Linked DNA regions of Homo sapiens: region 1 is linked to region 2. Evidence: chromatin loops called from intact Hi-C (ENCODE). Cell type or tissue: GM12878. All regions are shown on one strand. Each heading gives the region's core, and the rest is flanking DNA. Links, peaks and the distances in the headings are about the cores only.

Region 1 (16,844 bases), core at 5,305-13,304, 98 kb after region 2:
GGATCACGAGGTCAGATCAAGACCATCCTGGCTACCACGGTGAAACCCCGTCTCTACTAAAAATACAAAAAAAAAAACAAAAATGGCCGGACATAGTGGCAGGCGCCTGTAGTCCCAGCTACTCGGGAGGCTGAAGCAGGAGAATGGCGTGAACGCGGGAGGTGGAGCTTGCAGTGAGCCGAGATCGCGCCACTGCACTCCAGCCTGGGCGACAGAGTGAGACTCCATCTCAAAAATAAATATAAATAAATAAATAAATAAAATAAAAATTAAAAAAAAGTAAAGCACTGTGCCCAAGCCAAATTAATCTCAAGTGTACAAAGAGAGGTTAATATTAGGAAACATATTAACATGATTCATCTCATTAATAAATGGAGTAAAGCCTTGTAATCACCTTAGTAGATACTAAAAAGGCATTTAATAGAGCTCAGTATCTGTTCTTAGTTGTTGTTGTTTTTTAAAAATTACTCTTCAGAAACTAGGAATTAAAGGACACACACTGTATTATCATGCTAAATAATAACTATCACAAACTAAACATTACTAATCATTTTGCCTAATGGTGAAAAACTAGAGGATCAGATCAAGAACAAAATAAGGGGCCAGGAGTGGTGGCTCACGTCTGTAATCCTAGCACTTTGGGAGGCCGAGGCGGGTGGATCACGAGGTCAGGAGATCAAGACCATTGTGGCTAACACAGTGAAACCGAGTCTGTACTAAAAATACAAAAAATTAGCCGGGCGTGGTGGCAGGCTCCTGTAGTCCCAGCTACTCAGGAGGCTGAGGCAGGAGAATGGTGTGAACCCGGGAGGTGGAGTTTGCAGTGAGCCGAGATTGCATCACTGCACTCCAGCCTGGGTGACAGTGAGACTCCGTCTCAAAAAAAAAAAAAAAAAAAAAAGAACAAAATAAGAATGTCCCATCTCATAACTAATACATATCATTAATTTGGAAGGCACAACCTCTGCAATATGCAAAATAAATAAAGAGGAAAAGCCAAAATTAACATCTTACTTGCAAATATTTCCAGTTGTCTACTTGGAAATTTCAAGAGAATCAACTGAAAAACTAAGAACGCCAAGTCCTTTGCCAGATATAAAATAAATATACAAAAATTGTATTCTCATATAACACTCATAACCAGGTAGAAAACATCACAGATGGAGAACAGATTGCATTCACGATAGCTATAAAAGCTCAACAAGAAGTAGATCTACGAAGAAAACTACAAAACATTTCTAAGGTTCAAAACCCAACTCAAACTAGCTGAAGCAAAATAAAAGGGGGAGGGGAGTTTACCATAATTGTGATTTGGGGAGGTCATGACTCACAGGTTTTTTAAATAATTGGGGAATTTTCTTTTTCTTTTTCTTTCTTTCTTTCTTTTTTTTTTTTTTTTTGAGATGGAGTTTCGCTCTTGTTGCCCAGGCTGGAGTGCAATGGCACCACCGTGGCTCACCGCAACCTCCTCCTCCCAGGTTCAAGTGATTCTCCTGCCTCAGCCTCCCAAGTAGCTGGGATTACAGGCATGCGCCACCATGCCCGGCTAATTTTGTATTTTCAGTAGAGACGAGGTTTCACCATGTTGGTCAGGCTGGTCTCGAACCCCCAACCTCAGGTGATCCGCCCGCCTCGGTCTCCCAAAGTGCTGGGATTATAGGCATGAGCCACCGCACCCTGCCTAATTGGGGAATTTTCAACCCCAGAAATTTATAAACACTGGTGAAACAAATGTTTATCTTGGGTGATTGATGTTCATGCCCTGCCTAGGTTCCAAGATCTTGACGAGATAACAACTTAAAGCTCTCTACATCTCCAAGTGTTGGCAAACGTAGTTGATTGAGGCAAACCCAAACTGAAAGGAAAGGAGTTTACATTACATTTAGAGTAACAAATAGCCTAAAGCGGTAGCTTCTAGACACAGCGGTAACTCTACTTCACTGACTGGAAGCAGGAAGTGGTATGACCAGTATTAAATAATGTAAGAATGGCCCGAGCACGGTGGCTCACACCTGTAATCCCTGCACTTTGGGAGGCTGAGGCAGTAGATCACGAGGGCAGGAGATTGAGACCATCCTGGCTAACACGGTGAAACCCTGTCTCTACTAAAAATACAAAAAATTAGCCGGGTGTGGTGGCGGGCGCCTGTAGTCCCAGCTACTCAGGAGGCTGAGGCAGGAGAATGGTGTGAACCTGGGAGGCAGAGCTTGCAGTGAGCCCAGATCGCGCCACTGCACTCTAGCCTGGGCGACAGAGTGAGACTCTTGTCTCAAAAAAAAAAAAAAAAAAAAAGCGTAAGAATGAAGACGGACGCAGGCAATCCCCTCTTTTCCTTCCAAATCATCGAGGTTTTGTGGCTGAAATACAGTTCCTCGGTTTGCTTGGGAAATGACATGCAGACACAGTAAGGCTCAGCATTCTGTATAGCATAGATTGGGAATTAACCATGTGACCACATTTGCACCATCTGAAGTTGGAATTCACAAAAAAAATGTGGAAAACTATGATGAGCTATGCATCCGGGAGAAAAGGTCACTGTGCCTGCGTGAGTGTGTGTTGGAGAAGGCTTGTGTTGGTCACCAGTGCCATCTGAAGTCCAGAAGCAGATGTGAACCCAAGATGGCCTCAGACTGCAAACTCCTAGGCCAAAGGGAAATGACCTTCTACCAACAGAGAATCAAGGAAAGTGAGAGAGGGCTCGCAAAACACCGACAAGAGAAAAACCAGGTGGGAAGGTGAGTGCATCTGGCTAATTGGTCACAGACTGTAAATTCCCCTCAAGCATCTTGTTTTAAGCCACATCTGCTGCTGCTACTTAGAAGAGCCTGGATCTTCTGAGGAGTTGCAAAGGAATGCTTGCAAGGACAGATGCTACTCAGGTTTGGTTTGGTTTTGTTTTGTTTTGTTTTGTTTGTTTTTGAGACAGAGTTTCGCTCTTGTTGCCTAGACTGGAGTGCAGTGGCGTGATCTCGGCTCACTGCAACCTCCGCCTTCTGGTTTCAAGCAATTCTTCTGCCTCAGTCTCCTGAGTAGCTGGGATTACAGATGTCCGCCACCACACCCGGCTAATTTTTGTATTTTTAGTAGAGACGGGGTTTCACCATGTTGGCCAGGATGGTCTCAGTCTCCTGACCTCAGGTGATCTACCCACCTTGGCCTCCCAAAGTACTGGGATTACAGGCGTGAGCCACCATGGCTGGCCCGGTTTTTTTGGTTTTTAAAGTGGAATAACAGAAGTACATTTGCTCACAGAGAGTTACTTGGAAGAGGGAAAGACAAAGCAGGAGTGCACGTGGCAGTGGAAGGAAGATGTTGGAAGAGCACTTAGGAAAACCTGAGCTGATTTCCTCATCAGCCTTTCCATTGCCAGGAACTCTCCTGTGCCTGTGGGTGCCAGGGCTGGGCTGGCCAAAGTACAGAGGTCAGAAAGTTCCACCTCCGCCAACTCACGCTCCACATGTGCTCACATCCATGCTTCCTTCAGTCACTGACACTTTTACTGTCCATCTTCTTCTGCTCAAGAGGAAAGGACTCCCATCAGTTCATCCATGCTCCCACGTCAGAAACAGAGTGTGCTTTCCCAGCCAGTGACATTTCCATTTTAAATGGGAACGGAGGAGGAGGCTGACTGTGACAAACAGGAATCTACCAGCAGTGGAATTTTGGGTATCCTGAAGCTGTTTGGGGAAGACACTTGGGAAAAGAAAGGACTTCTTTTTACCCATCAGGTCATCTCTATTTAGGTAACCACTTGGTCCACCCTTGCTAGGTACATGGAATAACTTTGTTTATAGGAACACCGCTTAAGATACAGTGGGGTCCCAACTTGCCCTTCTTTCAGAAGATGCTCCTGCTGCATCCCCAGCTAACAAACATTCATTTATTGAGAGACAGACACTCACTATATCACCTAGGCTAGTCTTGACCTCCTGGGCTCAAGTGATTCTCCTGCCTCAACCTCCCAGGCAGCTGGGACTACAGGTGTGTGCCACCATGCCTGGCTAATTTTACTGTTATTTTTATTTCTTTAGAGATAGGGTCTTGCCGTGTTGCCCAGGGTGGTTTTGAACTCTTGGGCTCAAGCAGTCCTCCTGCTTCAGCCTCCCAGGTAATGGGAACCATAGGCGTGAGCTACTGCATCCGGCTAACAAACATTTATTGAGTACTTGCTGTTGCCTAGCCCTGGAATGATGACCTCTATTCAGCTTGTATGAGAAGTCACGAATGCTGAAATAAAAGATGTCTTTCTCTCTTTCATGTACCAACCAAGGAAGCATCTCCACATCCATTTTGTTGCCACCTCTGGCCCTGACTCTAAGCTTCCTTGGCATTTTAAGTAGATGAAGAATCATTCCATTAAGTGGGAGTGGCAGGAAGGGTGACAGTGATGAGATTCTCATACTCAGTTCTAAAGATGAGTTTCTATACTCACTAAACCACATTAGGAGCAGGATTCACTTTTTCTTTTTTTTTCTTTTTTTTTTTTTTTTGCAAACTCTGGGCATATGCTATCAGACTGTATGCAAAATGATACAAGGTTTGAACATCTCTACATCAAGTTAAGATTGCAGTTTAATGAGGTAAACATAAATGAGAGCTGACGTTTTTGGAGGTTCACTGTGCATTGGACACCATGCCAAATGCTTCCAAAGCATCATGTCATGAAGTCCTCATACCTGTCCTGTATGAACAGATGCTGTTATTCTTCCCATTTACAAGATAAGGCAACTAGTAAATTCATTGAGCTTGTCTCTTGACAGCTTATGTAATTTTCTGTATATGTATTATACTTGAGTAAGATTTATGTTGAAAAAAATAATGAGATGAGGCCCAGAGAAGTTTAGTAACTTGTCTAAAATCACCCAACTAGTATTAGCAGAGGCAGGATTCAGCCACCACCTTTGTCTCACCTTGGAGCTCACACAGCCCCTACTCTGTACAGCTATCCTTTACATTTAAGTATAATTAAAATCATACTGCATGGCAAGCGGTTACTACAAATAACTGCTTTATATTCACTTACACAGCTAATCCAGCTAATCCTTCATTTTGTCATGTCTTCGCTATCTAGAAATGCCCTTGGTTTGTTTTTTTTTTTTTTTAGTCTTTCAACAATTTACTTCTTTTTTTCCTTCCAGCCATTTACAAGTTTATTGTTGAATGAATGAATTCATTAATTAATCATGTCATAACATTTACATTTACACTAATATACATTTTTTTTTTTTTTTGAGAGATGGAGTTTCACTCTCGTTGCCTAGGCTGGAATGCAGTGGTGTGATCTTGGTTCACTGCAACCTCCACCTCCCAGGTTCAAGCTATTCTCCTGCCACAGCCTCCCAAGTAGCTGGGATTACAGGCACGCACCACCACGCCTGGCTAATTTTTTTGAGACAGAGTCTCTGTCGCCCAGGCTGGAGTGCAGTGGTGCGATCTCAGCTCACTGCAAGCTCTGCCTCCCAGGTTCGCGCCATTCTCCTGCCTCAGCCTCCCGAGTAGCTGGGATTACAGGCATGCACCACCATGCCTGGCTAATTTTTTTGAGACGGAGTCTCACTCTGTCTCCCAGGCTGGAGTACAGTAGCACGATCTCGGCTCACTGCAATCTCCGCCTCCCGGGTTCGCGCCATTCTCCTGCCTCAGCCTCCTGAGTAGCTGGGACTACAGGCACCCGCCACCGCCCCCGGCTAATTTTTTGTATTTTTAGCAGAGGCAGGGTTTCACCGTGTTAGCCAGGATGGTCTCAATCTCCTGACCTCGTGATCCGCCCGCCTTGGCCTCCCAAAGTGCTGGGATTACAGGCATGAGCCACTGCGCCTGGCCACACCTGGCTAATTTTTTGTATTTTTGGTAGAGATGGGGTTTCACCATGTTGGCCAGGCTGGTCTCGAACTCCTGACCTCAGGTGATCCACCTGTCTTGGCCTCCCAAAGTGCTGGGATTACAGGCATGAGCCACTGCACCCAGCCTCCTTTTTTTGGGGGGGAGGGGGGACGGAATCTCATTCTGTCGTCACGCTGGAGTGCGGTGGCGCGATCTTGGCTCACTGCAACCTCTGCCTCCTGGTTTCAAGTGATTCTCCTGCCTCAGCCTCCCGAGTAACTGGAATTACAGGCACCTGCCACCACGCCCAGCTAATTTTTTGTATTTTTAGTAGAGACGGGATTTCACCTGTTGGCCAGGCTGGTCTCGAACTCCTGACCTCGTGATTTGCCCGCCTCAGCTCCCGAAAGTGCTGGGATTACTGGTGTGAGCCACCGTGCCTGGTCCCAGCCTACATTTTCAAGATAATATCCTAGATTTGTTCATTTCTTTAATTTGTCTATAAACAATTATTGAATGTCTGCTACATGCTAGGGACCAGGACTATAAAGTTGACTAAGGTGGTCTCTTCTTTCAAGGGGCTCGGAGTCTAATAGGAACAGTTAGGCTTGTTTTAAAAAAGACTAAGTCAATAAAGTGTTATGGGTTCTAAGATAAGATCCCTTCACATAGAGAGGAGGCATCAAGGAAGAAATGGCTAGGATGAATGAGAAAGACCTCATAGAAGAGGTGACTCTGAGTTTTCAAATATAAATTAGTGTTGGCCAAGAGCCAGGGAGGTGGCAGGGCCAACAAGGCTCACTCCATTAGTCTGCTCAAGCTGCCATAACAAAATACCAGGCGGGGTTGCTTAGCCAACAGAAGTTTATTCTCTCAGAATTCTGGAGATTAGAAATCCAAGATCAGGGTGCCAGCAGGGTCGGTTTCTGCTGAGGCTTCTGTCCTTGGGTTGCAGATGGCTGCCTTCTTGCTCTGTGCTCACGTGGCCTTTCCTCTGTGCATGCTCAGAGTATGCAAGTTCAGAGAAGGAAAGAGCCCTCTGGTGTCTCTTCCTCTTCTTATAATGACATCAGTCCTATTGGACTAGTACCCCACTCTTATGACCTCATTTTCATTTTCATTACATTTTCAAAGTTCCTGTCTCCAAATACAGTTACATTGAGGATTTGGGCTTCAACATATGAATGTTGGGGTGATACGATTCAGTCCATAATGCTTACCAACACTAGAGTTTCCCTGGCCCCTAGTTCTTCCTTATGTTTCATCAATGAAGTACCCTCCTCTGCACACACCTTCTTAAGAATCCTTTCCCATGCATTCTTCCCATCCCTGGAAGTCTCTAAGGAGCGATTCCTGATTCCTGTCTGCTCCTTGTTGTCTGCTCTAAAGAGTGTAAGACTGCCAAAGCTCCTGTTTATGAAACGCCTGGCTTCAGATGTTCCACCCTCACTCAGAGCTGATCCTGATGGAGAAGCAACAGTTGCCTTCCATGCAGGAATCTTCTCTTTCAGTGATTCTGTTGTATTTCCAGCTTTCCTGAGCCATTGAGGCCCACCATAGGGTTTTGCACATAGTAAGGGCTCAGAAAATACGAGTTCTCTTCCTCTTTCACTTTATCACCATTAGGCCTTCCAGCCAGACTTCATATCTTTCCTTTCCTTCCTATCTTGTGTTACGCCATCTCTCTCACTAAGAGTTCTTTGCTGACCCTGGGGCCAAATTAGCAAGATGTGACCAACAGCACTGCAATAGACATCAGAAGACCCAAACCCTAGGCCACCTCTAGGCTAGCCGTGGAATCTTCATCATTTGCTTCATCTATAAGATGGAGAAAATAAGACTTGGGCCAGGGGCAGTGGCTCACGCCTGTAATCCCAGCACTTTGGGAGGCCGAGACGGGCAGATCACTAGGTCAGGAAATCGAGACCATCCTGGCTAACACGGTGAAACCCCGTCTCTACTAAAAATACAAAAAAAAAATTAGCCAGGCGTGGTGGCGGGTGCCTGTAGTCCCAGGTACTTGGGAGGCTGAGACAGCAGAATGGCGTGAACCCGGGAGGCGGAGCTTGCAGTGAGCCAAGATCGTGCCGCTGCACTCCAGCCTGGGCGACAGACAGAGACTCCATCTCAAAAAAAAAAAAAAGTACTATAAATGGTGACCACATAAAAAGTTAAACATGACATCTGGGGTTACTGCAAAGCTTAAAATGGATAACATATATGTCACGGTTCTTTGCAAAGTACAAAGTGTCGTATTCACTTCAAAATTAATGACAGTATTCTATTTTTATGGTAACATTTTCTGGGTAGACCGCCGGACCTTCTTACACCTCCTATCTCACTGTCATCACTTATCCAAGGACCTTAATCAGGTCTTTGAGAATTCTTCATAGCTACCTCATGCCCAAGTTATAATGTTCTCATTAAAAAAAAAAAAAGTCTCTAAAATTCCACATCTTCTGTGAGGTCCTCATAAGCTGATTACAGGTAGGGGATGACTTCCCCAGGAAGCCGTGTAAGGCAGTGGCTGCAGACACTGTTTTGAGGGGTCTACAATCTGACTTTCTGGATTGGAATCCAGCTCCATTGGTTACCAGCTGTGAGACCTCGAGCATCCCTTAGATACTCCTAGAATACTGCCTAGAAACTAGAAGTATTCATGGGATCTACCCAACATTGGGAGATTTGTGAGGGTGAAATGAATTATAGCATGTGTATTCTTCAGAACAATGCTTGGCACTTTGTAAATGCTCTCACTATTCATTATTATTTTTCTTTATCTACCTAGGAGACATGGAGGTCCCTGGCTGCTGTGTCCCAGTGGTTATTTAGTGATTGTACCCAATTCAATAATATTGGTGAAATGAATTTAAATTTGCTTAACCAACCAGTATCCATGATGATACCGGATATTCATGTTTTGTTCTATTTTCTGTCAGGTTACTTTAATCTGTCTTGAAAATAATCTTCCTAGAGTTGCTTGCTGGTTGGGTGTAAGGCCTTGTGTTTGGAGAGAAGATGGGGGGCATGAGAGCTGAATAGCTAGTGGCATCTGAGGACTTGGGGCATGGGAACTGCAGAGCACATTCTTAGAAACAGCCAGAGAGCATTCAGCGAGGGGAAGACTTGTTGGCTCAAGAGGAAATTCTGCTGCTTCCAAACCAGCTTGGTGAAGCAAGATGATTCTGCAAGCCCTAGTAAGCCAGGGCCAGGACTGTGAGCTGTGCTGCTGAAGGGGTTCAATGCCAAAGTAAAGAAAGGGGATTCTTTTTAGTTGGAGGTGAGAGGAGGAAACTCCTTCCTGTAGGCCTCAGAATAAAGCATGCTCGAGATTAGCCATTAGCAGGTAGCTGGAGAAATATGAGTGCCTCCTCTTTATTTTGTCTGCTGTAAAGTTATCTTTCTGAAGTCTGTGTTGTGTTATGAAAGAGACAAGTTTAATAAACAGATTCTATTTTTGTTCAAGCTGTGGCTTAGAAAAGCACCATAAATCTCTGAACTGGGAACCCACTGGGCTCTGTATGCCTGTCACTCTCCCTTCCACCACACGGTGGTGACACACCTAAGCTGCAGGTCTCCCACGCCAGTGAATGCTGAAGCCCCACGGACAGGCCCCACGGTGGAGACCGTGACACTGACTTCCAGGATGCCTTTGCTCTACCCTTATATCGTTCATATGTTTAGTACCCATTTATTTGTCTGAGGTTCTTCTTTGTGTAAAGGAATTGCCCTGTGGGCAGGGACTCCGTCCATCCACCTCTGGGCCAGTCCTGTACCTCCTGGATTCCCAGTGCCTCTGCCCCAGCTCCAGCAGCTTCTTCCTTAGCTCTAGTCCTGGTCTGGTTAGCTGGCAGCACCCCATCCAACACTCAGGAACACATCAACACAGGAGAAAATCCCACTTCTCCTTAGTTCAACTAAGGCAAGGCGGGAGGATTTGAAAGAGAACTTTTCCTTGGAAACAACACCAAAATATACACAAAAGCATAAATAAATGAATACGTTCACAGAGTTTAGCCTGCAGAACCAGACTTAAGATAAAACAGCAAGCAATAAAGACTGGCTAGCGGAGCCTTTGGACTGTTCAAAGCCCAGTTTCTTCCCCAACCTCAATCTCTAGGAATCTTGTAGGGCAGTTTAGCAAAGATAGCTCAAATCCTATCCCAAGATAGATTTTATTTATAATTTGTGACCTATGTATTCCAAAGAGGACATGGGTAGTTTACAATAAAAGATGTATGTATATATAAAATCTCAAAGCTGTTAAAGAATAGAAAATGTTTACATGTAGAAGAGAACGTAAATAAAATATGTCCAATTCCTAAACTAATACCATATTTGAGCATTAAATTTAGCACTGAGGATAGAATCTTGGAAAACCAACACAGAAAGGGAAATATGATGTGTACCACAATGGAAGTATTTAATAGGAAAGGAAAGAAACATACTTTTTTTTTTTTTTTTTTTGAGACCGAGTCTCACTCCCATCGCCCATGCTGGAGTGCAGTGGCGTGATCATGGCTCACTGCAGCTTCAAATTCCCAGGCTTAGGTGATCCTCCCTCCCTCCTGAGTAGCTGGGACTACAGGTACCCACCACCACACCCAGCTAATGTTTTGTGTTTTTAGTGGACACGAGGTTTCACCATGTTGCCCAGGTTAGTCGTGAACTCCTCGGCTCGGGTGACTTTTCGGCTTCGGCCTCCCAAAGTGCTGGGAGGTGTGAGCCACTGCGCCCAGCCAAAACATACTTTTTAAGAAAGGCAAGCTTTTTCCTGATACTGAATATTTAATCTCAGTAATTGAAGCATATAATTCTACAGTGATTTTATACAACACACACAAACTCTATTTGGTTGACAGTAATATTTGTTCGGGTTGATTCTACTTCTGGATCCTCATTTCTTCCTAGAACTTGTTCCATGTTCACCATGGCTATGCAACATTCCCTTTTTGAAGCTGACCTTAGGTAGTGCGGAAACCCCCAAAGGGTTGTCTTTTTCAGCAGAGGACATTAGACAAGAATGAGCCTCCCAGGGGACAGGGTTACTGCACCCTAATAAGAAGCATGTACGTCCTGGACTGGGTGGCAATGTGTGCCTTTCCCCTTTTCCAAACAGGAGCTTTTGGTAGCATCCTCAGGGCATTTGTCTACAGGTATATATCGGATATATTGGAAATAACTAAATTACTTGGTCATAATATGGAGAACTATTTATGAACTGGGTTGAGAAGATGACCATTAACCAGAGATCTGGGACTTGTACCACAGAGGCCCCTCCTTCCCTCGCTATACTGTAGCAAGATGTGATTTGAGATTTTTCTCCCGTTGGGAAGGAAGTGAATGCAGTTTTGGTTGTGCTTGGGATAATTATATTTTGATAAATGTATCAAATTTGCTTGAAATTGTATATACCTGTGTGTGTGTTTGTGCGTATACGCGCACACGTGCTTGCTGAGCAGCCAAGAGGAGAGTGTAATGAATGTGTGTTCTCTTCTGTCTCTAACACCCAATACCTGCGTGTTCCATGGCGTTCAGATGCAGGTGGCACTCACCCCCATCCTGCCCTACACCTGCCCTCAATCCACACACAGTGGCATGCATTTGACATAGACTTTCACCTGGTGATGAGTCAAAATAATGGCATAATTTAAAAAGACAAATAGTGCAGGGTGTATTTCAAAAGAGAAAACAGAAAGCAAGAGTCACCTGTTTCACCTTCCTTCCCCTACACCCCACTCTCCAAAGGAAGGTACTTTCAACTCTTTCACACTCTCTTCTTGGTTTTGCTTTCTTATTTCTAAATAATGTACTTGTACTGACATGACTCGATTTGCTTGCAATTCTAGAAGCTGTCTCTTAACTTCCTCCTGTGGGAAATGATTAGTTCTTTCATTGTCCGCCCACACACATGCTCAGGCACTCACACTTCTTTCTCTGTGCTACCAACAGAGTTAAACTACAATTGTTAGTTATCACTCATTGTTTTCATTTTGACCATATCAATATCATTAACAGAGCTACGTAGTTTATTGTAATTAGATCTCCTTTCTCATGCAATATTTTGTGTTTTTTTGGAACTTATTGTCATTTTTCCCTTTGTGTGTTTTGTTTTGTTTTTGTTTTTTTGAGACGGAGTCTTGCTCTGTCACCCAGGCTGGACTGCAGTGGCGCGATCCCGACTCACTGCAAGCTCCACCTCCCGGGTTCATGCCATTCTCCTGCCTCAGCCTCCCGAGTAGCTGGGACTACAGGCGCCCGCCACCACACCCAGCTGATTTTTTGTTTTTTTTTTTAGTAGAGATGGGGTTTCACCATGTTAGCCAGGATGGATTTTCCCCTTTGTCTATTATAATTCTTGCCCTAAATTACTACCAAACTAAAAAAAAAAAAAATTTGTGGGTATCGTCAGATGCACATCAAATAATCTGTCTTTTTTATATTTTCCTTGGGGTCAGCTCTCCTGGAGTCCTCGTCCTTCTAAACCAGTCCAAACTGGTAGCTGTCTAGGACAGCACTCCTCTGCTAGGCCTTCTTAATATCTTCTTGAGACTTTCCATCAACTCTTTCTTCTTTTGGAGCCCTTCATTCCTGGAACTCATTTTCTTGCTTGATTTACCCCCTTAAGCCTCCCCTAGCTTTCTAAGAAAGAGTACTTGGGAAATAAATTTTCTTGAGATAGTACTTGTCCAAAACTATCTTTATTATCTCCCTTGTTGTTGATTGATTGACTGCATATAAAATTTTAGGCCGGAAACAATTTGCACTCCAAATTTTGGAGGCATCTTGCCTTGACTACTAGCTTCCGGTATTGCCATAGAGAAGTCCAGTGCCTGTCTGATTCCAGAACCTTGTTGTACATCCTATTTTGCTCTTAGGAGCATCTCTTTAGTCCCAGCATCCTAAATTTCACACAGAAGGCCTTAGCATAACTTCCCCGCTTACCCCCGTTATTGTGTTGGGTATTTTGTGAACGCTTCAGTTTGAAAATTCATGTCCTTCAGTTCTCAAAACATTTTCTTATAGCTTTCATGATTACCTCCTGTGTTTTCTCTTTTCTTTCCTTCTGCTGCACCCCTTAATTGGATATTGGGTTTCATAGTTTAATCCTTGAATTTCCTTATTTTCTCTTCTGTCTTTCATTTTTTGGTTGTTTTGTTCATTTCTTCAAGTGAGTCTTAAAATTCTTCCATTGAAATTCTTTTATTTATTTATTTATTTATTTATTTATTTTATTTATTTATTTCGAGACGGAGTCTCACTCTGTCACCCAGGCTGGAGTGCAGTGGCGCGATCTCGGCTCACTGCAAGCTCCACCTCCCGGGTTCACGGCATTCTCCTGCCTCAGCCTCCCGAGTAGCTGGGACTACAGGCGCCTGCCACCACGCCCGGCTAATTTTTTTGTCATTTTAGTAGAGACGGGGTTTCACCGCGTTAGCCAGGATGGTCTCGATCTCTTGATCTCGTGATCCACCCGTCTCGGCCTCCCAAAGTGCTGGGATTACAGGCGTGAGCCACCGCGCCCGGCCCATTGAAATTCTTTATAGCTGCTGTCTTCCTTTTTCACTCCAAGGCTTTCTGATTTTTTAATTTATTCTGTTCTAATTTCATAGATATTACATATTTTATCTCTATGATAATTGTAATTATTGTTTCTTTCACATTTTCTTCTGTTCTTTGCGTTGTATCTTGTCATTGGATTCCTTTTTCTGTTTTTTTTTTTTTCAGGGGGAAGGTTGGTTTTTTGTTTTTGGTTTTTTTTTTTTTTGTTTGTTTGTTTGTTTGTTTTGCTTTTCTCCCCCCCCCCCCCCTTGTCAAATGTCTAGTGATGCTTGGCTACCCATTAATGTTAAAGAATGTAGGCCAGGCATGGTGGCTCACACCTGTAATCCCAGCACTTTGGGAAGCCGAGGCGGGTGGATCACAAGGTCAAGAGATTGAAACCATCCTGGCCAACATGGTGAAACCCTGTCTCTACCAAAAATACCAAATTAGCTGGGCGTGGTGGTGCTCACCTGTAATCCCAGCTACTTGGGAGGCTGAGGCAGGACAGTCACTTGAACCCAGAAGGCAGAGGTTGCAGTGAGCCGAGATGTGCCACTTCACTCCAGTCTGGCGACCGAGTGAGCCTCCATCTCAAAACAAAAAAAAAAGAATGTAAAAAGACATATGAAAGTTCTATAGGCATGGGTGGGATCTGTTGAATTGCAGATTTCACAGAAGCATTATCAGGCAGGGGAGGACCTAGTCATTGATTGGGGATCCCAAACAGGACTATCTGCATTTCTTTTGTCTTTGTTTAGTCCATCACTGCTGAGAGGAGCCCTGTAGTCCCCCCTAATGAGTGGAAACTTGGCTGTTAATTGTCTGGGAGCCAAACAGGAAGAGGGGACAGCCAGCTTCTCATGCCCTATGAAAACCAGGATTTCATCTCCCTATTTCCAGCATCTCGTCATATCCCTTTCTTCTTCTGTGCCTGTTGCCCCCATGTTTCAAGCTCCCCAGTCCAGTTTCACCTGTGAACATCTCTCCTGAGAAGATAGGGGAGAGGTAGTTTGCCTGATTGTGTGCGGTGGTGGCAGGGACCTGGGGTGCATCTGGCCCTCATATAGTCTTTAACTAGTCCCCCTGTTTTTAGCCTCACCTGCAGGAGAACCTGATGGAGCCTGCCCCACCCCAAATCTGCTGTTTAGGTTTCATCGTCATCTACTGTAAGACACTGATGACTTATCCATCTGCTTTCCATCTCCTGACATTTTGTTGCTGTATCTGATGGGATGTCATTTTCTCTCCTGTTCTTTTGGTTTATATATTTATACCATTCCCCACTAGTAGAGTTTGGGGAGCGGGGAGAGATAACCAAGGGCATTCAGTTTGCCCACGTGAAATCAACACATGACATACATCATCCTTCCAGGCCTCATTTACAGCCCCGTGAGACAGGTAATGTCATTCCCATATCACAGACAAGAGGCAAAGACCCTGAGAGGTGAGGGCCAGTGCTCAAGGTCACGTAGCTGGTCAGTGGCATAGCCTCAGCTCGAACCCAGGTACACCTCTGAAGCCCACTGTTTCTACTACCACGCCACCCTTTTTCTGAGTCTCTGGGGTTTTGCAGGGATTCCTTTACCACACCGAACAATATTCATCAGGAATACACACCACACACCGTCCCAAGGGGCCACATAGTTCAGCTAACAGGACTTTTTTTTTTTTTTTTTTGCTTCCCTTTGTTCCCTGAAGCAATTATTTCTTTATTTCATTTAAAGACTCAGCCTCTGCAGCTGCTGTAGCCAGCTTAGAGTTGTCTGAAGGTTGAAGACAAGAACCAAAGCCGTGAGCTTACAAGCTATCAAACTTGAAAGATGTATTGAGGTGAAATATCGCTGCAGAGCCTCCCTACCAAACCTTTTTTAAGTGCTTTTTCTTTCCAAAATGAAAAAGAACCGTTTGTACTACACATGCATAAAATCGTCAGCTCTGGCAGTGTTCAAGACAATATTTTTTTGTAACTACCCACCCCAACATAACAGACAGTGTTGTCTCCCAAAGCCAAAATAATTGTGTGTGTTGTGCCCTGATATTTAGAAGTCAAAGATCGGCGTATGTGTGTGGGCCGAAACGTATGCCCTTCCTACTCTCTTTTGGAGAAGAGAGCCTGTGCTAACAGTTAAATAACTTTCGTTTTCATACCGAATATTTAAGTTGCAAATTTGAGCCATGTGGGCAGGGGTTTGAAATCAAGAGAGCTGAACTGCTGAGGTGCTTTTGGAGTTCAACCATTTGGATCAAACGTAGACTGACTTCACGGGGAAGCATTCAAGTTGAGTTTTTCATCCCATCTATGATCTTGCCTTATTTTTTTTTTTAAGCCTTACCAAGTCTGCTATTTCCCTCGGCGTTTCCAAAGCGCTCCATATAGTTATTGGCAAGTGTGGGATGCGGTAATATGGGGATTCCAGAAGAAGTTCGTTACAATTTTTCAGAAGTATTGAGTAAATTAGTCACTTTTGAAGGGAAAATGTGAAGGTATTGTTTGTCTTTAAAGTATTTGTTTTTCTAAGCACAAGTGCCTTAGCAACTGTATGTGAAGACAGGTTTATTTCAGCAGAATTTGTAGTAAACAATGTGTTCATTTATGACCAGGCATTGGTACATGTACTAGTTTCATTTGCAATTTTCAGGCATGATATAACCAGCATGTAACAATTCCAAAAGATGTTTTGCCTTTTTGTATTTATTTAACCAGGGTGATCACTGTTTGGGACTACCAGGCTTGGATAAATAGGCACCCTCGATCTGCCCCATGCAGGAACAGATGGGCATCTCATTGTGTGTAATGTTCTGGGCTTCACCCTGGCTTCTGGAGGCCGGCCTTAGAGAAAAGGCCCATCTAGGTCAGACCAGGAAATGTGGTATTGAAGACACCCAGCAGTCCAGGGCCTCAGGTAGACGGAGATGTCCCAGATGTTTCTCCTTTTTTTTTTTTTTTTTTATCACTACTTTGGACCTCTACACTGGTTTCTGCTGATTCTGGTTGTTTTATATCCAACACCTGCAGAATAGAGTTTGGTGGCTCAGCACCAAAGACAGTGTTTCCGTCCACCAGATGTTGCCTGAGGTGTTTGTTAGAAATGCAGATTCCTGAGTCTGAGCCCAGGCTTCCTGAAGCTGATTCCCTGAGCCTTGGGGCCTGGGAATCTGTTTTTCTCTCTAAGCCCTACCCACAACCTGTGATTCGTGGGCAAATTGTTATTATCCATAGTGTCCAGATTTCCCTGATGATAAGAATCACACGATGCTCTTACTAAAAATACAAATTCCTGGGCCCTCTCCCGGAACCGCTGAATCAGAATCTCCAGGGGGGTGGGGCCTGGGAAGCTGGGAGAATGGAACCTAGTATTCCAGAAAACTTAAGATCCTAAGGCCAAGGTTCCCTGCTGGAAACCATCAGAGGAAATAAAGCAAGCCCCACCCATGACTTTGAAAAACTTTGCCTCTGTTAATTAAAACATAAGACT
Region 2 (14,093 bases), core at 658-8,657:
CTTAGCATCTGGCAATTTTTACTAAATATTGGCAGTTGTTGTTATGGTTTTAAATAATATGAGCTTTTCGGCCAGGCGCGGTGGCTCACGCCTGTAATCCCAGCACTTTGGGAGGCTGAGGCAGGCTGATCACTTGAGGTCAGGAGTTCAAGACGAGTATGGCCAACATAGTGAAACCCCATCTCTACTAAACTGTCAAAAGTTAGCTGGGCATGGTGGCGGGCGCCTGTAATCCCAGCTACTCGGGAGAATCACTTGAACCCGGGAGGCAGAGGTTGCAGTGAGCCAAGATGGTGTCACTGCACTCCAGCCTGGGCAATAGAGTGAGACTTAGTCTCAAAAAAAAAAATGAATTTAAATAAATAAATAAATAATATGAGCTTTTGGTAATACACTAGTCCAGACTTGGCTGTTTTCCCATTCCCACACTTTGACATGTATACATTCCTGCAATTCAGACACTTTGCTCTCTCTCCCCATCCCTCCCACATCCAAAGCCGCGCTTAGCATGGTTGACACTGACTGCCCAGTAGCCCATCCAGTAGACATGGCAAATTCCACACTCCCTTCCTTGCGGCGCTGCCCTCTGTGACAACAGTGTGGGTTTTTTCTTTGTTTTGTTTTTGTTTTTGTTTTTGCCACTTGCTTTGCTTCTATTGTTTTTCCTCCTCTTGTTCTTTACATACTGTGTTCTCTTAGATTCTACCTTTACCTGTATCTCTCTTGTATATTTTTAAATTTTAATTCTTAAATTAACACAAAACAAAATTGACTGTGTTTGTTGTTCTGTGAATTTTTACACATGTGTAGGTTTGTTTAGCCACTACACAAATGGGACCCAGAACCATTCCATTGCTCCAGAAACTTCCTTGTGTTTCTTTTGTAAACCGACCATACTCTCACCCATTCCTAACTCCTGACAACCACTGACTGACCTGTCCTCTGTCACTAAACTTTTGTCTTTGGGATAATGTCATATAAATTGTATCATATATATGAACTTCTTAGTACCGCTTTTTTATTTTTCTATTTTGTTATTTACTGTAGCTTTTTGTATAGATTGTTTTAGTGGTAACTAGGGATGACAATATACATACTTAAAAATTTACAGTCTACTTAGAATCAGTATCTAATCTTTTCACATGGAGTGTATCAACCTTACACCCTATAGGCCCATTTGCCTACCCTGCTCTATGGTATATAATTGTCTTATGTATTATACTTACGTGCATTGAAGATCAGACAGTATGAGTTTGGTTTTCATCCACCAAACAGAGAAGTCAGCTGGAGAATATTTATCCAAATGTTTACCATTTCTGCTGTTCATCCTTCGTTTCAGGTTTCCTACTGGTATCGTTTTTCTTCTGTCTGAAGAACTTCCTTTAGCTGTTCTCTTAGAGTAGATCTGTTGACAACATATTTTCTTAGTACTTCTTCGTCTAGAGTATCTTTATTTCACCTCGGTGCTGAAGGATAGTTTTGCTGGTTATAGAATTTTGTGTTGATAGCTCTTTTCTTTCAGCACTTTAAAACTGGTGCTATACTTCCTTCTGGCCTCTGATTTTTGATGAGAAATCCAGTCTTTGAAATTTTTGTTCCCCTATAAAGCAATGTGTTGTTTTTCTTTGGTTGTGTTCAATTATTTTTTTCTTTGTCTTTAGTGTTCAGCAATTTGGATATGATGTGTTGTGGCCTGGACTTCTTTGTGTTTATCTTGTTTGGGGTTTGCTGAGCTTCTCAAATATGTAGGTGTATGTTCTTTGCCAAATTTAGAAAACTTTCAACCATTATTTGTTCACGTATTTTTTCTGGCCCACACTCTTTTTTCTCTCTTCTGAGACTCCAGTGGCATGAATGTTTGACTTTTTCCCATTATCCCATAGGTCCTTGAGGCTCTATTCATTTTTATTGGAACTATCTTCCAGTTCACCACCTCTTTCCTGTATCATGTCCATTCTGCTATTGATCCCATCCAGTGAGTTTTCAAATTTGGTTATTGTGTTTTTCAGTTTCAAAAGTTGCATTTGGTTCTTCTCTATATTTTTTGTTTCTTTGCTGAGACTATATTTCAAGAGTGTTCACCATTACTTCTTGGAGCATTTTTATTTTTATTTACTTTGTATTTTTGAAACAGGGTCTCACTCTGTCATCCAGGCTGAAGTGTAGTGGTGCAGTCACAGCTCACTGCAGCCTCAACCTCCTGGGCTCAAGTGATTCTCCTTTCTTAGCCTGCTGAGAAGCTGAAACTACAGATGCATGCCACTATGCCCAGCTAATTTTTTATTTTTTGTAGAGACAGGTTCTCACTATGTTGTCCAGACTGATCTTGAACTCCTGGGCTCAAACAATCATCACGATTCAGCTCCCAAAAATGCCTGGCCCAGCATTTTTATTATAGCTGCTTTAAAGTCTTTGTCAGATAACTCCAACAACTATGCTTCTTAGCAATGGCATCTTGTTGTCTTTTCCCAGGTTTCTTATGCAACTTGAAATTTTCCGGATGTTCATATGCTGCAAAATTTTGCGTTGTATCCTGGACATTTTGATTATTATTTTATGAGACTCTGGCTGTTGGTTTAAATCCTACAGAGATGTTGATATTTTTTATTTTAGCAGGCAATTGCCCTGGTTGAGTTGAGGCCACAGGTTCCAACTACCATTGAAGAAGTTTTCAAAGTCTTTCCAGTACTGTTTGGGTCTGTCCCACAGGTGCAGTAGCCAGTGACCAGACTGGGAGTTGGGTGGTTTTCTCTCCTGTAGTTCAGCTCTCAATGTCTACGTATACTATTTGGGGTCAGCTCCGTGTATGCACTTCTCAAAGGAGAATCCAGGACTTCATGAACAACTTTAAGGGGTTGCTTTTCTAAGCTCCTCCCAGTCTGTGATCTTCCTGGTGCATTTTGGCTCCTGAGGCTCCCTTTTTATTTCTCCAGTGTGAAATCTAGGACTTTAGTTACCCTACTCTGCCATATGCTTCCCATCTATATAGCAATATGGTTTCCTTTTTTTTTTTCTCTCTCTCTTTTTCTGTAACCCAATCTAAGTCTGTGGCTTTTTTTTTTCCCTCATCTTTTTATTTTAAAGGTTTTTCTAAAGCTACAGAAAAGTTAACAGTATATTCTTCAGGCATATCTGGTCACCCTTCATTTACTAGATTCACCAGTTGTTAACGTTTAGCCACATTTGTTTTGCTTTTTTGTTGCTGCATGAGTGTGTGTGTGTATTTATGTACCTTTTCCCCCCAGAGCGAATTATTATTATTTAATATTTTTAAATTCTTTTGAGATGGAGTCTTGCTGTGATGTCCAGGCTGGAGTGCAATGGCATGATCTCCGCTCACTGCAACCTCCACTTCCCAGGTTCAAGCAATTCTCCTGCCTCAGCCTCCCAAGTAACTGGGACTACAGGCATGCACCACCATGTCTGGCTAATTTTTGTGTTTTTAGTAGACAGGGTTTCACCATGTTGGCCGGGCTGGTCTCGAACTCCTGACCTCAAGTGATCCACCAGCCTCTACCACCCAAAGTGCTGAGATTACAAGTTGTGAACCACCGAGCCCAGCCTGTGAATGGTTTGAAGTAAGGTGAGGGTGTCTCGTAATGCTTCTATATACTTTGGCATCTGTTCCTAATCTATCTCCTAATATTCTTCTGTGTAGGTTGTTTTCCTATATAACTGCAGTGTCATTAGCATATCCAAGAAACTTAACTTTGATATGGTAATAATGACTAATATGGAGTTTCTATTTAAATTGCTGCCATTGCCCCAATAAAGTTTTGTCACTTTTTTTTGAGGGGGTGCTCCAGCAATCAGATTACAGATTGCGTTTAACTGTTTTGCCTCTTTAATGTCTTTTAATTTAAAATATCTCCCCCTTCTTTTTTTTTTTTTTTTTTTGAGACGGAGTCTCGCTCTGTCGCCCAGGCTGGAGTGCAATGGCGCGATCTCGGCTCACTGCAACCTCCACCTCCCGGGTTCAAGTGATTCTCCTGCCTCAGCCTCCCGAGTAGCTGGGACTACAGGTGCCCACCACCATGCCTGGCTAATTTTTTTTTTTTTTTTGTATTTTTAGTAGAGACAGGGTTTCACTACGTTGGCCAGGCTGGTCTCAAACTCCTGACCTCGTGATCCACCTGCCACAGCCTCCCAAAGTGCTGGGATTACAGGCATGAGCCACCGCACCGACCCTGTGTTACACTTTTTTTTTTTTTGAGACGGAGTTTCGCTCTTGCTGTCCAGGCCGTAGTGCAATGGCGCGATCTCAGCTCACTGCAACCTCTGCCTCCCAGGTTCAAGTGATTCTTCTGTCTCAGCCTCCTGAGTAGCTGGGATTACAGACAACCACCACCACGCCCAGGTAATTTTTGTATATTTAGTAGAGACGGGGTTTCATCAGATTGGTCAGGCTGGTCTTCAACTCCTGATCTCAGGTGATCCGCCCACCTCAGCCTCCCAAAGTGCTGGGATTACAGGCCTGAGCCACTGCGTCCAGACTCCTGTTACACATTTTTAAGCCTAGATGAGAGACCATGGTTTATGGTCAAGAGGAAGTCGGAAAGGAGCCTGTGTTTTTTGCCTAACCTGGCCCATCTGGCTGTGTATAAGGTGTGAGCGAGTGTGGCCAAGGGGAATTTCTGCCAGGCAAAGGAGCTTTCCCTGTGTCCCCAAAGCCTGGGTGGTTCCCAGAGGCTCCACTTTGATCTGCGGGAGTTCCTTGCAGCTCCCTGCCATAGGATGCCATAGGCAAAGCATTACCTTTCCTTTAAGAAGTCACAGATTGGTTTTTCCTTGTGTCCCTGTTCTCTGGAATGTATCTTTTCCTAGTGTACGGTATTATCAGAGGTCACCACCACCCCCCATTTTTGGTTTCCATTGATAAATTTGAGTATGATATCAATTATAGGGAACGGAGGGAATTAAACTAATACCCTCAAGAAAAACTCTATCTTCACTATAGATTTTTTTTAACATTTGTCTTCAAATATTATTAAGAACATAAGCAAAAAGCATAATAACATAATGACTTTACTACTGCCATTATGAGTCCGTTATGAGTATAAAAAGGCACCAAATGTATCTGAAAATATATAGCAAACTCTCTCCCTATATATAGAATGTATTGAGGCTGTAATTGAGAGTAGAAAAATGATGAAGTATTATTGGAGTCGGGTATTTTGACATCATATAATATTTCTTAATCCTTGTGATGCTGTCATTTTGTGGTATACTTTACGTTGTTCCATTTTGTCCATTCTGTGCTGGAATGTCACTCGATATCTCAGATTAACATGTGATTGAAATATAAGCTCCTTCGTGAAACCAAATGCAAGTACTGACCAGGAAGCAGGGTATCAGTTTCTCTTTGGAGGCTCTACAGTCAGGAATCTGAACTAGTCAGCTGGTTGTTTCACAACCTATACTCTGAAACCTGTATTTAATTTGCTCTTAATAGACTGTGGTTAGGGAAATTCCCACCTTGGTAGTGCCTGGTCTGCAGAGTGGGAATTCCCCAAGGCTCTCTGGCCTAGGAAATCTTCTGAGGTCATAACTGACAAGTGGAATGAATCCCATCAAACCAACAGTGGCAGTATAAGTCTATTAAAAAGTAATTTGGCAATCTGTTTCAAAGTTTATGAGGCAGTCATAATCACACTTTGTTAAGGAAATGATTAAAAAGAACCAATGATAATGGAGGAAAGAATTTATAGACTCATTATTTAGAAATATAGAAACATTCTAAGTATCCAACAATGGGCTATTATTTAAGGAATGGTTATTTTATGGAATGAATATTTTGTAACCATGAGAAATTATAACTGAAGACTTTGTAGCTACATGAAAAAATACAAATGATATCATTAGATGGGGGAGGCTTATATATTGCAATTAAATGAAAATGTATGGTTTTTTTTTTTTTTTTTCTTTTTTTTGAGACAGAGTTTTGCTCTTGTTGCCCAGGCTGGAGTGCAATGGCACTGTGTTGGCTCACTGTAACCCCCGCCTCCTGGGTTCAAGCAATTCTCCTGCCTCAGCCTCCTAAGTAGGTGGGATTACAGGCATGCACCACCACACCCGGCTGATTTTGTATTTTTAGTACAGATGGCATTTCTCCATGTTGGTCAGGCTGGTTTTGAACTCCCGACCTCAGGTGATCCGCCCACCTCGGCCTCCCAAAGTGCTGGGATTACAGGCGTGAGCCACCACGCCCGAAAAAATGTATATGTTTATGTCAAATTGTAGTGAACACATGGGGGAATTACACTGTTGTTATACTGGGGTATTTGGATAATGTTTACTTTTTCCCCTCGCATTTATAAACTGCTATTGAATAATTTTTATAACTTAAAAAGTAGAGTTGTTTAGGCCGGGCATGGTGGCTCACGCCTGTAATCCCAGCACTTTGGGAGACAGAGGTGAGTGGATCACCTGAGGTCAGGAGTTCGAGACCAGCCTGGCCAACATTATGAAACCCTGTCTCTACTAAAAATATAAAAAATTAGCTGGTGTGGTGGCAGGCATCTGTAATCCCAGCTACTCAGGAGGCTGAGGCATGAGAATCACTTGAACCTGGGAGGCGGAGGTTGCAGTGAGCCGAGATCACACCACTGCACTCCAGCCTGGGCAACAAGAGCGAAGTAATGTCTCAAAAAAAAAAAAAAAAAATAGAGTTGTTTAGAAACAACAACTAATAAAGAGGAGAGGTTTACCAACCAAAATGAAAAACTTCGTTTTCGGTCTAGATTAAAACATTAATCCCTACAAGTGTTGACTACTGGTTTTCATTGATCTAATCTGCTACAGATTTATTGATTTACCTCTAAGTCATATTATGAATATTTATAAACTTACAAAGAAATCTATCTAGAAACCCAGTTAACATATAACATCCGACATACTGTATTTCTTGTCAGACAAGGAATATTTTGCACTTGATTTTCTTATAGTAACAGAGGCTATTAGCCCTGAATTTTGTATTATGTATTGTGGCGTTGATGCATCACGCAATACTGATTGTATTCGGTTGCGTGAGAACAGTGTACCAAGCTCAGAGTCAACTACAAGGCCAAGTACAAAGCATGATTGTTACTGTGGACTGTCTTGATAGAGAATGAGGCACAGATCATAAAAATGCCCACTTTTTGGCCAGGCGTGGTGGCTCACGCCTGTAATCCCAGCACTTTGGAAGGCCAAGGCGGGCGGATCATGAGGTCAGGAGATCGAGACCATCTTGGCTAACACGGTGAAACCCGTGTCTACTAAAAATACAAAAAATTAGCCGGGTGTGGTGGCGGGCGCCTGTAGTCCCATTACTCGGGAGGCTGAGGCAGGAGAATGGCGTGAACCCGGGAGGCGGAGCTTGCAGTGAGCCGAGATCGTGCCACTGCACTCCAGCCTGAGTGACAGAGCGCAAGACTCCCTCTCAAAAAGAAAAAAAAGCCCACTTTTACATATGCTACTATATATAAACTCAGCTGTGTTCAATGCTGATGAGACAAAGACTGAAGCTATGTGTCCAAGTCCTCCCATCACGTTTTTAGGAAGAATACTATGCCCAGAGCATCAGGATGTCACAAGATCTCGAAATCACTTCCTTTGAGCGTTTGCTAAAGTTTGGATCTAAGTATCTTTAACCTAGAGGAGAAGACCAAGGAGATATATGAGGAAAATTATGAAGGAAAGAACACTGATATTGTGTTGGTCTAGAAATACTTAAGGGGTGCCTGTAATTTCAGCTACTTGGGAGGCTGAGGCAGGAGACTTGTTTGAACCCGGGAGGTGGAGGTTGCAGTGAGCTGAGATCGCGCCACTGCACTCCAGCCTGGGCAACAAGAGTGAAACTCTGTCTCAAAAAAAGAAGAGGAAAAAAGAAAGAAAAAGAAATACCTAAGGTAGAAGTTGAGAGCAGGCAGAATTTTAGCTCAGAATAAAGGACTTTATAATTATCAAAGTCACCCTCTAACTCAGCCATGGAACTGATTTTCTCATGAGTTTCCATGTTACCAGTCTCTGGGAGTGTTTGGTGAAAGATTAACCATCCCACTGCCAGGGATGTTATAAAAGGGGAAGGAACTACAAGGTGATTGCATGACTCTTGCAGGTCTGAAATTTTGTTATTCTAAGGCATTTGTTTTGTCTTGCCTGCCTGCCTGCCTGCCCGCCTGCCAGCTCCCTCCCTCCCTGCTTCCCTCCCTCCTGACTTCCCTTCCTCCCTTCTGTGTGTTTTGACAGCTGTACCCATTTGCGTGAATTTGTATGACCTTTCGAACATTTCCATCCTCCCAGAAAGTTTCCTCATGTCCCTTTCTAGTCAAGCACCCCAGAGGCAACCACTTTCTGATGTCTATTTTGTAGGCTAGGTTTATCCTTGTATTTCTTATAAATGGAATCACAAAGCATATAATGATTGTTTTCTTATTTTTAGCCAACAAAACTTTTTGAGATTTAGACAGTTGTGGCATGCATGAGTAGCTCATGCTTTCTATTGCCGAATAGTATTCCATTAACAGATATACCCCAATTTGCTTTTCTGTTCTCCTAATGATGGATATTTGGGTTGTTTCTAGTTTGGGGCCCTCATGAATAAGGTTGCTATGTATATTTTTGTACAGGCTTTTTTTTTTTTTTTTTTGAGAAATAGGCTTTTATTTCCGTTTGGTAAATACCTAGGAGTGAGCCAGGCATGATGGCTCATGCCTGTAATCCCAGCCGAGGCAGGTGGATCACCTGAGGTTAGGAGTTCAAGACCAGCCTGGCCAACATGGTGAAACCCCGTCTCTACTAAAAATTCAAAAATTAGACAGGCGCAGTGGCGCGTGCCTGTAAATCCCAGCTACTCAGGAGGGCGAGGCTGGAGAATTGCTTGAACTCGGAAGCGGAGGTTGCAGTGAGCGGAGATCGTGCCACTGCACTCCAGCTCCAGGGTGGTAATAGAGCAAGATGCCACCTCAAAAAACAAAAAACAAAAAACCTAGGAGTAAAGTTTCTGGGTAAGATGGTAGATATATGGTTAACTTGATGAGAATTGACAAATACTTGTACAGCGCCCTTTGTGCCATATTTTCCCCCAACAATTAGTATTGTAAGTCTTTAGTTTGCACACTGTAGTGAGTGTGAAGCAGTATCTTATTTTGGTTGAAATTTGCATTTCCCTAATGACTTAACAATATTTGAGCTGTTTTTCATGTGTTTATTGGCCATTTGTATATCTTCTTCTGTAAAACATCTGTTCAGATCTTTTGCCTATTTTAAAGTTAGCTTTTCTTTATTGTTAATATGTAGGAGATCTTTATATACTCTAGATACAAATACTATGTCAGATATATGTTCTACAAATATTTTCTACCATTCTGTGGCTTATTTATTAATTTTTGTAATAGTATCTTTGGATGAACAGAAAATTTCTCTTGATAGAGAATGAGGCGTGGATCATAAAAATGTCCACTTTTACATATGCTACTATATATAAACAGAACTGTGTTCAATGCTGATGAGACAAAGACTGAAGCCATGTGTCCAAGTCCTCCCATTACATTTTAGGAAGAATACTATGCCCAGAGCATCAGGATGTCACAAAATCTAGAAATCACTTCCTTTGAGGATTTGCTAAATCAGATTGACCAATCTCTTTTCTTTTGTGGATAGTCTTTTTATGTCCTGTCCAAGAAATTTTTGCCTACCTACTCCAGGCTATAAAAATTTTCTCTCTTTTTTTTTTTTCTTTTAGAAGCTTTACAGTTCTAGGTTTTACAGTTAAGTCTATGAACCATCACAATTTTTTTTTTTTTTTGGTATGGAGAGAAAAGGGTTGAGGGGTTTTTTACTTCCTCATACATATATCCAGTTTTTCCAGCACCATATGTTGAAAAGAATTTTCTTTCCTTTGTTGAGAATTGAGCACGTGCGTGTGTGCATGTACACACACACACACACACACACACAAGTCTATCTGGACTCTGTTTTGTTCCATTGATGTGTTTGTCCTTATTCTAATATCAGACTCTCTTGATTAGTATATATTTATAATAAATTGTGAATTTTGGTAACATAATACCTCCAACTTGTTTTGTTCTGTTTTGTTTTGTTTTGTTTTGTTTGAGATGGAGTCTCGCTCTGTTGCTCAGGCTGGAGTGCAGTGGGTGCCTTTCTTGGCTCTCTGCAAGCTCCGCCTCCCGGGTTCATGCCATTCTCCTGCCTCAGCCTCCCGAGTAGCTGGGACTACAGGAGCCCACCATCACGCCTGGCTAATTTTTTGTATTTTTAGTAGAGACGGGGTTTCACCATGTTAGCCAGGATGGTCTCAATCTCCTGACCTCATGATCCACCCGCCTAGGCCTCCCAAAGTGCTGGGATTACAGGCGTGAGCCACCGCATCCAGCCTGTTTTTCTTTGTTAAGATTATTTTGGTTATTCTAAATAATTTTCTTTGTAAATTTTAGAATTGGCTTGCAGGTTTCATTTTAAAAGCCTGCTAGAATTTTGATTAAGATTGCATTCAATGTATAAAATTCTGTACGATATCTGTCAATTGAAAAAAAAATGAACCAGTATCTTTAAAATACCGTGTTCTCTCTTATAAATGAGCAACCAATATATGAAAAAAAAAAAAATAACAAATGAGGGTGAGGATATGTGGAGAAAAAAAGGAACTCTTTTATACTGTAGGTGGGAATGTGAACTAGTACAGCTATGATGGAGAACAGCATGGGGGTTCCTCAGAAAACCACAGATAGAACTACCATATGGGTCAGGCCAGTTCTCCTTTTTTTAGGCCTTCTTTCATTTCTCCCAGCAATGTTTTATAGTTTTTATTATAGAGGTCTTACACATCTTCAGTTAGATTTATTTCTGAGTATGTAATATGGCTTTTGATGCCGTTATAATGGATTTTTTTACTTTTATTTTTTCTCCGTTCTTTATCACTGGTATATAGAAATATATTGCCTTTTACTATTGACTGTATGTGCAAATTTATTAGATTTACTTACTAGTTCTAGTAGTTTTTAAATAGACTTTATCGTTTTCTGGGTGTACAATCATGTCATCTGCAAATGCACCTTTACAGCTCCCTTTCATACCTTTTTGCTTTCTTCCCCCCTGCCTTATTGAACAATCTGGGACTTCTAATAAAATGTTCAACAGATGCTGTCAGAATAGACGTCATAGCCTTGTTCCTGATCTTAGATAAAAAATGTTCCATGTTCCACCTGTAAGTATGATGTTAGCTCTGAGAGTTTTAAATATAGATAGCCTTCCTCAGGCTGAAGAAGTTCCCTTTCGTTTCTATTTTGCTGATAATTTGTATCATGGATGGACACTGAATTTCGTCATACCCTTTGTCTGCATTTATTGAGATGATCATACTATTAGCTCCTTGAGTCTGATCATTGATTTCACATCTTTCTTCTTTACTAATATATGCATTTAGAGCACTAAACTTCCATAAGTCGTGCTTTAGTAGCATCCTAAAAACTTTTGTGCTAGGTTGTTGTCTTGTTCTATTCAAGCTGCTATATTAAAATGCCATCAACTGGCTGGCTTATAAACAATAGAAATTCTCACCGTTGTGGAAGCTGGGGAGTCAAGATCAAGGTGCCTACAGATCTGGTGTCTGGTGAGGATCTGTTTCCTGGTTCATAGACAGCTGTCTTCATTGTAACTTCACATGGTGGAAGAAATGAGGATGCTCTCTAGGAACTCTTTTATAAGGTCATAAATCTCATGCATGGAACAGGATTCGTTCATTCATACGGGCTTTACTCTCATCACCATTCACCTCCCAAAGGCCCCACATCCAAATGTCATCACACTGGTGATGAGGCTTCAACATAATTTTGAAGGCACACCAACATCCAGTCTATAGCAGTTGTCCTTCTTTCTGCTTTCTGCTTTCTCTTGTGGTTTCATCTTTGCCCTGTGGGGAAATCAGAAGTGTTTTCCTTAATTTTCAAATATGACAGAATTTCCCATTTTTGACATGTGTCCTTTCATCATGATGAAAAGTTCCTTTTTATGTCTAATAATACTCCTTTTCAAGAAGTCTGTCTGGTCTGATATTAATATAGCTTTGCCACCTTTCTCATACAAACACTATGCTTTATAGTGAGTTTCATAGCAAAGTATATAGTTGTGTCATCTTTTTTTAAAAATCTTGCTGGGGGAGGGATAGCATTAGGAGAAATACCTAATGTAAATGACGAGTTGATGGGTGCAGCAAACCAACATGGCACATGTATACCTATGTAACAAACCTGCACGTTGTGCACATGTACCTAGAACTTAAAGTATAATTTAAAAAAGAAAAAAAATCTTGCGTGATACCCTTTGTCTTTTAATTGAAAAGTTTAGTCTGTTTACATTAATGTGACTATTGATATAGTTGAATTTAAGCATGCCAGATAGATATTGTATTTCTGTTCCTTTCATCCCATCTATCTTTTGTTCCTCTTTACCCCTTTCCTGAATCATACATTTTTAGTATGTAATTTTATTTCTTCTGTTAATTTTTATTTTAAAACTATACCTCTTGGCAGGGCATATGTGTGTGTGTGTGTGTGTGTGTGTGAGTGTTTTCTTGGTTTCTTTTTTAAGTTATTGCTTTAGAGCTGAGTTGTTCGATACATGTAGCTATTTATATTTTAATTCATTGAAATATGAGAGAATTAAAATATGTTCTGAGTATTGTATAGAAAATGAATTAAAATGAATCAGGACTAGAAACAAGGATAAGTTAGGACATTGTTTGTTTGTTTGTTTGTTTTTTCCCCCAAGACAGAGTCTTGCTCTGTCACCCAGGCTGGAGTACAGTGATGCGATCTCACCTCACTGCAACCTCCACCTCCTGGGTTCAAGCAATTCTCCTGCCTCAGCCTCCCAAGTATCTGGAATTACAGGCGCACGCCACCATGCCCAGCTAATTTTGGTATTTTTAGCAGAGAAGGGGTTCCACCATGTTGGCCAGGCTGGTCTCAAACTCCTGACCTTGTGATCCGCCCGCCTCGGCCTCCCAAAGTGCTGGGATTACAGGCGTGAGCCACCAGCCCATTCATTGTCTTTATCTTTTCATATTTATTTTATCTTGCTGTATACAAGGCATTCTCCTAGGGGTGGGAGGTATAAGGATGAATAAAAATTAGTTTGTATCATAATCTTCCTGTTAAAGACATGTAAACAAATCGATAGAATATAACTATACGGTCTATAAATAAGAGGTTTGTAGGAAGTGCTGCAGGAGGCAAGAAGCAGGAGCACCCAACTCCTTTGTGCCTTTCAGATACTATTCTTTTTGCATGGGTTGCCTTTTTCCTGCTTTTTCACCCATGTCGCCTTCAGAATTTAGCTCACACATCATTCTGGAAACTTTATTTGATTTCCTTGTTTGCTTTACTTAATGCTTTAAGAAAAATGGTGACTGGTATTGAACAGCACATCTCCAAAGCAGTCACTATAAAAACAGGAAGGAGGGAGAAGGAGGGAGGAAAAAAAAAAAACAAAATGAAAAATATAATAGTCATAAATCCCTTGACAGAGATATGTTCTGAGAAATGTGTTGTTAGGTAGTTTTCTCATTGTGCGAACATCATGGAGTGTACTCACACAAAACTAGATGGTAAAGCCTGCTGCATGCCTAGGCTATATGTATGGTATGGCCTATTGCCCCTAGGCTGAAAACCTGTACAGCATATTATTGCATGTAAGCAGTTGTAACAAGATGGTAAATATGGTCGGGTGCAGTGGCTGACGCCTGTAATTCCAGCCCTTTGGGAGGTCGAGGTGGGTGGATCATTTGAGGTCAGGAGTTCGAGACCAGCCTGGCCAACATGGTGAAACCCCATCTCTACTAAAAATACAAAAATACAAAAATTACGGGTGGTGCGCACCCGTAATCCCACTTACTTGGAAGGCTGATGCGGAAGAATCGCTTGAACTTGAGAGGCAGAGGTTGTGGTGAGCTGCTATGACACCACTGCACTCCAGCCTGGGCGACAAGAGTGAGACTCCCTCTAAAAAAAAAAAAAAAAAAAAAAGTTTCTGTATCCAAACATAGAAAAGGTACAGTAAAAATATGGTATTATAACATTATAATACTGTACCAC

The links. A loop is a pair of places that touch in the nucleus more often than their neighbours do. Peaks named below come from ENCODE experiments on the same cell type or tissue, not always from the same donor. Only the 100,000 strongest peaks of a DNase experiment are listed, where the experiment ranks them.
Region 1: it touches region 2 in a loop (3-fold over the local background); 2 of 110 quality-filtered maps call a loop at or near these places.

What each region holds. Positions count from the first base shown.
Region 1 is chr17:9,284,888-9,301,731 of GRCh38, reverse strand. The region is part of intron 7 of STX8 (syntaxin 8); the gene reads left to right. Among named protein-coding and RNA genes, the nearest start is that of NTN1, 270 kb to the right of the region's middle. RefSeq lists enhancers at 575-644, 11,368-11,477. In GM12878, for the core only: a CTCF peak has its summit at 9,368; DNase peaks (open chromatin) are centred at 9,356 and 11,651; H3K4me3 peaks cover 1,396 bases; H3K27ac peaks cover 442 bases.
Region 2 is chr17:9,380,641-9,394,733 of GRCh38, reverse strand. All of the region lies in intron 6 of STX8 (syntaxin 8), which reads left to right. Among named protein-coding and RNA genes, the nearest start is that of STX8, 190 kb to the left of the region's middle. In GM12878, for the core only: no CTCF peak of the experiment used is centred there; a DNase peak (open chromatin) is centred at 5,453.